2 separate regions of the Homo sapiens genome follow, and region 2 is linked to region 1. A link is an interaction called in ENCODE POLR2A ChIA-PET data of the cell type or tissue named here. Cell type or tissue: OCI-LY7. All regions are shown on one strand.

What was found. Peaks named below come from ENCODE experiments on the same cell type or tissue, not always from the same donor. Only the 100,000 strongest peaks of a DNase experiment are listed, where the experiment ranks them.
Region 2: POLR2A ChIA-PET joins it to region 1 with 6 read pairs; 5 of 35 experiments call an interaction of 5 or more read pairs at or near these places.

The regions. Positions count from the first base shown.
Region 1 is chr12:110,702,946-110,706,945 of GRCh38, reverse strand. It overlaps a transcript of HVCN1 not described here. Among named protein-coding and RNA genes, the nearest start is that of HVCN1, 16 kb to the right of the region's middle. In OCI-LY7, a CTCF peak has its summit at 2,024 (motif pointing left); a DNase peak (open chromatin) is centred at 2,015.
Region 2 is chr12:110,645,393-110,649,392 of GRCh38, reverse strand. It overlaps TCTN1 (tectonic family member 1), which reads right to left. Exons shown (of 15, transcript NM_001082538.3): 13 at 2,057-2,197; 14 at 1,500-1,644; 15 at 1-350. The coding sequence ends at 1,501. HVCN1 (hydrogen voltage gated channel 1) reads left to right here. Exons shown (of 8, transcript NM_032369.4): 8 at 1-707. Among named protein-coding and RNA genes, the nearest start is that of TCTN1, 33 kb to the right of the region's middle. RefSeq lists an enhancer at 1,330-1,389. In OCI-LY7, no CTCF peak of the experiment used is centred here; a DNase peak (open chromatin) is centred at 1,542; H3K4me3 peaks cover 755 bases; H3K27ac peaks cover 1,382 bases.

The sequences.
Region 1 (4,000 bases):
AAGACTTGGAACCAACCCAAATGTTCATCAATGATAGACTGGATTAAGAAAATGTGGCACATATACACCATGGAATGCTATGCAGCCATAAAAAGGATGAGTTCATGTCCTTTGAAGGGACATGGATGAATCTGGAAACCATCATTCTCAACAAACTAACACAGGAACAGAAAACCAAACATTGCATGTTCTCACTCGTAAGTGGGAGTTGAACAATGAGAACACATGGACACAGGGTGGGGAACATCACACACAGGGGCCTGTCGGGGGGTGGGGGGTTGGGGGAGGGATAGCATTAGGAGAAATACCTAATGTAAATGTCGAGTTGATGGGTGCAGCAAGCCAACATGGCACATGTATACCTATGTAACAAACCTGCACATTGTGCACATGTACCCTAGAACTTAAAGTATAATAATAATAAAAAAATAGGGATAGCAGCATCTATATCAATGGTTACTCTGAGACTAAATAAATTAGTACATGGAAAGAACCCAGACACATAATAGGCAGCAAATATTAGGTATTATTTTTATTGTTTGACTATTTCCTGCCACCAAATCCAGGTAGCACTGATGAAAGGTGTAAAACACAGTAACAACAAAACAAGAACTCCATCCCCCTACCATCATGTAGCTGATAGTTTGCTAAAAGCACAGTTAGGAAATTCTGTTCCACAGAGATCCACAAGCTTTCCAGAAGTAACACAGAGCCAACTAGGAAACTGAAGGAAAAGTAATTTCTTTTTTTCCTTTTTTTTTTTTTTTTTTTTTTTTTGAGGCAGAGTCTCGCTGTCACCCAGGCTGGAGTGCAGTGGCACGATCTCGGCTCACTGCAAGCTCCGCCTCCCAGGTTCATGCCATTCTCCTGCCTCAGCCTCCCGAGTAGCTGGGACTACAGGCGCCCTCCATCACGCCTGGCTAATTTTTTGTGTTTTTAGTAGAGACATGGTTTCACCGTGTTAGCCAGGATGGTCTTGATCTCCTGACCTCATGATCCACCTGCCTCGGCCTCCCAAAGTGCTGGGATTACAGGCGTGAGCCACCGCGCCCAGCCAGGAAAGTAATTTCATGCAGTCAACAAATCAATTACTGGTTCTTTTTGAAACAGGGTCTCACTCTGTCTCCCAGGCTGGATTGCCCTGGTGCACTCACAGCTCACGGTAGCCTTGATGTCAAGCGATCCTCCTACCCTCCCACCTCAGCCTCCCAGATTCTTTTCTTTTCTTTTAGCATATTTTAACATTTTAAATTAATTTTTTAATAAATGTTATAGCATGTAAATCATGGTTTAAAGATCCAAATACTCCTATGCATGGAGTGGGGGCAAAGGGTATATGAGAAATCTCTGTACCTTCCTTTCAATTTTGCCATGAACATAAAAGCACTGTAAACAATTTTTTTTTTTTTTTTGAGACAGTGTCTTGCTCTGTTGCGCAGGCTTGGAGTGCAGTGGTGCAATCACGACTCACTGCAGCCTCAACCTCCCAGGCTCAAGCAATCCCCCCACCTCAGCCTCCCGAACCTGAGGTGAGGGTCTCTCCATGTTGCCCAGGCTGGAAAACAGTCTTTTAAAACAAAAATGCAGACACTTTAAAATGTGAAATTAAATTGTCCCTTTGCCCCTGATCCCTCCCCAGAGGAAACTGTCCCTGTTTGTTTTTTGTGCCAGCGTGTATAAGTACCTATCTTCCTAACAAATGACATCGAGTCATTGTTTTCATTACTTACTGTATCTTGTAGATTTCCCATATTAATACATTGTAGAGCTCTATTTCATTCTATTCTTTCAACTCAGCCCCTGATTCTAATTTTTCAAAAAGCTTATTGAAATAAGGTTCTTCTTCACTTCATTGAAAATAGAGAAGCGTGAAGCCAAAAGTACAATAGAAAAAACGTGTGTGGGGAAAAAAAACCGTATGATCAGACATGGGGACCTGTTTTATGCCATCACAGCTGACAGTGTTTACCTGGAAACGTTTGTTCTTTGTAACAAGCTTCTTTCCCAGCCTGCCTCCTGGAGGTGAACATGTGCAGGTGGAGAAGTGCCCACTGCATCGGGGCCAAAAGAGGCAAGTGAGCTCAGTGGACCCTAGGCCAGCTCTAGGATTGTGCCAGAAGGAATGGCAGGGCCCCATCCCTGAAACCCAGCCCAGGGGGATACCTGGGGGCCTACTAGTCACCAGGTGTGGCTGTTCATTTACAGTGACAGTGCTTTAGCTACTACCCCTGCATTTGTTTACCTGGGGAGGTGTGTTCTATTTTTGTTTTTTAACTTTATTCTTTTTAGAGGCAGGGTCTCACTCTGATGCCCAGGCTATAGTGCAGTGGCACAATCATAGTTCACGGCAGCTTCCAACTCCTGGCCTCAAGTGATCCTCCCGTCTCAGCCTCTCAAGTAGCTGGGACCACAGGCACGCACTACCACACCTGGCTAATTTTTTTTTTTTTTAATTATTGGTAGAGACAGGGTCTTGCTATGTTGCCCCAGGCTGGTCTCAAACTCCTGGGCTTAAGCAATCTGCCCGCATCAGCCTCCCAAAGTGTTGTGATTACAGGCGTGAGCCACCATGCCTGGCCCACACTATTTTTTGTATACACTTCTACATTTCTATTTAAGTGAGTATATTAACCTATACTAAATAATAAATCTTGGGGATTATTCTGTATTATGTGTACATATTGCTACCTTCTTCTTAAGAGCCACACAATATTCCTTTGTATGGCTTTACCATCATTTATTTAACCACCCCCCATGGACGGACTTTTAGGTTGTTTGCCCTTGTTTGCTACTATAAATCATGCCAGAGGGAATATCCTGGCCCATACTTAGGCGTACACATGTTCAACTTAGGTGATCTCTGTTGGATAAATTTCATGCAGTCAAATTGTCAATCAAACTGGAGAGGTCCCAAAAAATTTTTAATAAGAGAAACAATACATTTTAAAAAAGAGAAAAATAGGCCAGGCGTGATGACTCACACCTGTAATCCCAGTACTTTGGGAGGCCGAGGTGGGCAGATCACATGAGGCTAGGAGTTCGAGAGAAGCCTGGCCAACATAGTGAAACCCCATCTCTACTAAAAATACAAAAATTAGCCAGGCATGGTGGCGCACGCCTATAATCCCAGCTACTTGGGAGGCTGAGACACGAGAATCGCTTGAACCTGGGAGGCAGAGGTTGCAGTGAGCCGAGATCATGCCATTGCACTCCAGCCTAGGCGATGAGGTGAAACTCTGTCTCAAAAAAAAAAGAGAGAGGCGGGGGGAAATAAATAAATAAACAAAGTGGGGCGGTCGTTTTTATTTGTTTTAACTCTGAAAAAGAATCAAATATATACACAAGTAGAAGAGTACTTCTGAAGCCCCACATACCTATCATTCAGCCTTAGCAGGCATCAAGTTGGAGCCAAATTTGTTTCATCTCCACGGCACTCGCCCAATATGGTTATTTTGAAGTCTTAGATACCATTTTATGTATAAATATTTCTGCTTGGATCGCCACAAGATGATTTTTTAAATTTTTTTTAATTTTTAATTTTTTTTCCTTTTTTTTTAGAGTCAGGATCTCACTCTGTCTTCTAAGCTGGAGGGCAGTGGTGGGATCACAGCTCATTGCAGCCTCAACCCTCAGGGCTCAGGCAATCCTCCCACCTCAGCCTCTCAAGTAGCTGGGACTACAAGCATGCACCAGAGCACATCCAGCTAATTTTTAATTTTTTTTTTTTTTTTTTTTTTTGGTAGAGACATGACCTTACTATGTTGCCCAGGCTGGTCTCAAACTCCCGGGCTCAAATGATCCTCCCAAAGCGCTGGGAGCCACTGCACCAAGCCTTGCATTTTTTAAAATAGTTTACTGGGCCTGGTGCGGTGGCTCACACCTGTAATCCCAGAACTTTGGGAGGCCAAGGCAGGAGGATCACTTGAGGTCAGGAGTTCAAGACCAGCCTAGCCAACATGGTGAAACCCTGACTCTACTAAAAATACAAAAATTGCTGGGC
Region 2 (4,000 bases), 58 kb after region 1:
TCAAAAAGAAGACACTGTCTCATGGGCCTGTGCTGTCACGAGAGGAACAGCTGCCCCTCCTGGGCCGCTTGGTGAGAGGTTTGGTTTGATACCTCTGCCTCCCTCCTGCCAGCATGGATTCTGGGTGGACACAGCCTTGTGGAAGGTCCAGTACCACCAAGAGCTGCCCATCCACTCCCACCCCACACTGTATCAAATGTATCACATTTTCTCATGTTGAACACTTTAGCCTTAATTGAAAATGAGCAACAAAGCTGGACAATTGCTAGTTGTATATAAAATTTAATCTCACCGAATGTACAGTTTTCAAATTTCACGTGTATATTAAGGAACTGATGCATCTGAGCATTCTGAAAGAAAGAAAAAGAAGCTACTTTAGCTGCCACCCCATTCTAGAAAAGTCTCTTATTTTCAAGCTGTTCTAAATAGCTTCGTCTCAGTTTCCCCAAAAGGGGTACCCAGGCCCCTCCTCTGTGTGCCCCAGCTGCATCAGCCAGCTTCTAGGTGGCTCCATTGTTTTCTGCCACCTGACAACATTTTTCCTCAATTACTGTACAACTACTGTATAAAATAAAACAACTACTGTATAAAATAAACTCTCTCTTTTCCCTGGACCCTCCTACTGTATTCTTTCCTCTGTGGCACCCATACCAGCCTGCCAGTCGGAGAGCAAGCTAGCTACAGTGCCTGGTGCAGAAATGGCAATTAGACCCAAGACTCCACTATAATTAACAAGGTATTTGGGGGAAGATCCCCTTGTAAGGGCTGTGTGCTCTTCTCGCATGATTTTATCTAATATTTTGCTATTTTTTTGTACTCATTTCAACCGGACCCAAAAAGGAAAAAACCTGAACTGAGTATTTTTAAAATAAATAACTCAAAGCAGGGGATGAATGAACTGGCCAAATCCCCCTTGCCTCTGCTGCTTCAAGTCCTGTTCATGTTCTTTACCATCTCCCCAAAGACTTTTTGGGTTCTATCATCTATGACCTATGTGTTAAGCATATTCCCCATTCAAAAGTCAGATAGAATAACATTTCCAAAAGGAAAAAAGGCAGGAAGGGAGTGGAGAAGGGCAGTGTGCTGGTTTGGAGGCAACCTCAAAGGTTAGAAGTATAATAAGGCTAGGCATGGTGGCTCACACCTGTAATCCCAGCACTTTCAGAGGCCGAGGCAGGAGGAGCACCTGAGCCCAGGAGTTTGAGACCAGCCTGGTCAACACAGCAAGACCCCATCTCTACAAACTATATTAAAATTAGCCAGGTGTTGTGGTGTGCACCTGTAGTCCCAGCTATTAGGAGGCTGAGGTGGGTGGATTGCTTGAGCCCAGGAGGTCAAGGCTGCAGTGAGCCATGATCACACCACTGCACTCCAGCCTGGGCAACAAAGCGAGACCCTCAAAAAGTATAAAATGCAGTATCCCCTAGGGACTTCTAGCCCCACGTGCACACTTTCCAAAGGGGATGACCTCAGAGGAGGGGCGTAGTTTCCTCACTTACGTCAAACAAACGGGAAGAAGAAGTTAAAGGGCAGCCTGGCATTGATGGCTGGTGGAGCTCTGAAGCCTGCCTCTGCAGGTGCAGACACATCCACAAAAGTAACCGCAGTGGAAATAAGAATCGTCCTTTCATTTCCTGAGTTGGCCTGTAATAAACAGAGAGATGCAAGGCCCACCCTCCAGTGTGCTCCCAGAATGACAACAATGAGACACTTTTCATTCTCTTCCTCACCCAACTACTGTCAGTTCATGAATCTGATAGGTCCTGGAGCACTAATTGGCCATTAACTTGGATGAGAGAAACAATTTTACCAGGGTGTCTGATTAACACGTGAATATCATAATTTTCATGAGAATTTTAAAGATCCAATCTGAACCAGAATGCTAATGTAAGTAGAACCATCGTCAGTGTTTCTAAGAATGACTGCTGAAATATTTTATGAACCCCCATGGTTTAAATTATAATCTTTTTCACAAAGTAATACCTGTCACCTACCACACTTGAGTTGTGTCTAGACTTCTGTCTTAACCTATGCCTTTAAACTAGGTTAGGCCTACCTCAGGAAAGGAGGATGAAATTAGATTTGCAGTTACATTGACTATTTTGGCCTGTGGATTCAGCAGGGATCCGTATTTAGTCCACTTCACTTCTATAACCAAAGCCCCTGGGAGCTGGCAGGAATCCTGCAAAACAAAATGCTGTTAATCCATTAGAATCTTACAAAACTGCAAGTCAGACTTAATCTGCAGTTCAGAGTTTTAATTATAAAAGGTTTCACATATTACAAAATGTTCTGAACAAGAAAATGAATAGACTCTACAAGTTCAGATAAAAACAGCTTAGAGAATATACGTGTTTTAAAGTAACTCAATGCCCCAAAAATATTTTTAACAGCTGAAGCGTAATTTTTCCATCTCCTCCTATTTCTAAAAATGCCGACATCACCTGAAACTGCGGTAGTGCCAATACCCAACTGTGGACCATTTAGGGCCATAACTGCTCTAACTTCATCTACCTGTTTATAGCGGCCTCACAGACTTCAGGAAAGAAACTGGTGGGAGGGATGGAGGGGGAGAAATAATTATTAGCAGACAAAACCTGATTGCATGTCATGTTAAAATGCTCTAAGGGGAAATTTAAGTGCTTTCTTTTCATTTACCTAATTTCATCAATTGGCAATTAAGATGTGACATCTAGGTAATCCAGGCAGTGTCCGTATGTTGTCAAAGACATCAACTCTTCAACTGCATCAGGAACACTGCTGGTGCCACGAAGGAGCTGAGCTGCCCCTTTGGTTGGCTGCTTTGGCAGCCAGCTCTAAGGCCTCTGACCCAAGGGAAAAAGGGGCCGTGGGCTTTCCAGGGCTTTTTCCTGCCTTGGCAGTCTCTCCGGTTGGCAAATGTGGTAACTGTTGAAGCTGCAGGCTGGGTACGTGGGGACTCCATGGTACTATTCTACTTTTGTGTGTGTCTGACATTTTTTCATTAAAAAAAAAAAGCTTTAAAATACATCTCTTCAGGATATGAAAACCTCACAGGCCTGCTAAATTTGGTGGCTGCGAAAAAAGCACTGATGGAATTCCTTAGCTTGGAACCGCCTTTAAAAACCATGCAGACTGAACAATCCTCTCGAATACCCTGTTCTTAGGAGACAATGCAGCATGCAGCTGGTGGAAACTGAGTTTAGCAGGTGCTCGTGCCTGCCTCTACCTGGGTTGCCGGCAGAGTTGGTACAAAACCTGCTGCTGCAGGCCCTCTGAGCACCCAGGATCAGCACAGACCCTGACGGTGCCATGTGCGCACTGCTGCCTCTCCTCCCAACCCATGTCTTCCCTTCTGAGGAGGAGTAATAACTGCACATCTTCACCCATGGCCAAGAAGCCAGAAGCGATGTGCCTGGTTCTGGTGGGAGAGTTGAGTCAAGACTTCGCAGTGGAACGGCAGGGACTGAGTAATCCCGGGTCTCTGCTGGCCTCGGTGGGAGGGCGGATCAGAGAAGTGAGCAGTCCTCACCCCCGTTATGCCCATGCTAGAAATATTCGGAGCGGATAATGAGAGGTCTGAAGAAAGCGTGACAAGAACAAGCTGGGCAATTACAGGCTAAGATGGAGAGCACGCCCCTGGGCCAGGGCCGGCCCACACGCTGACTGCTAAGACAAAAGAAAAAGGTGGGCAGAAGCATCATGTGTGACCGGGAACCTATCTGTAGGATTGTCAACTTCCATTCAACTCTGTGAGGAACTGTGGCAGTGAAAACTCTCAGGTGTGGGCTGCCTGTGTAGAACAGGGGACAATGGGTGGGAGAGCCACATGCACGGAAGTCAGTCTCAGTCTTTGATACAGGACTCAACATTCGTCTATCGTGTCATGAGATGCCTGGAGAGGGCTCGGGGGACACCAGCAATCACAATGATGGTAGCAACAGGATGAGGATCACAGAGGTTCCCATTTATGGACCACTAGGCACCATGCCCAGGGCCACATAAATGTTACCTCACTTAA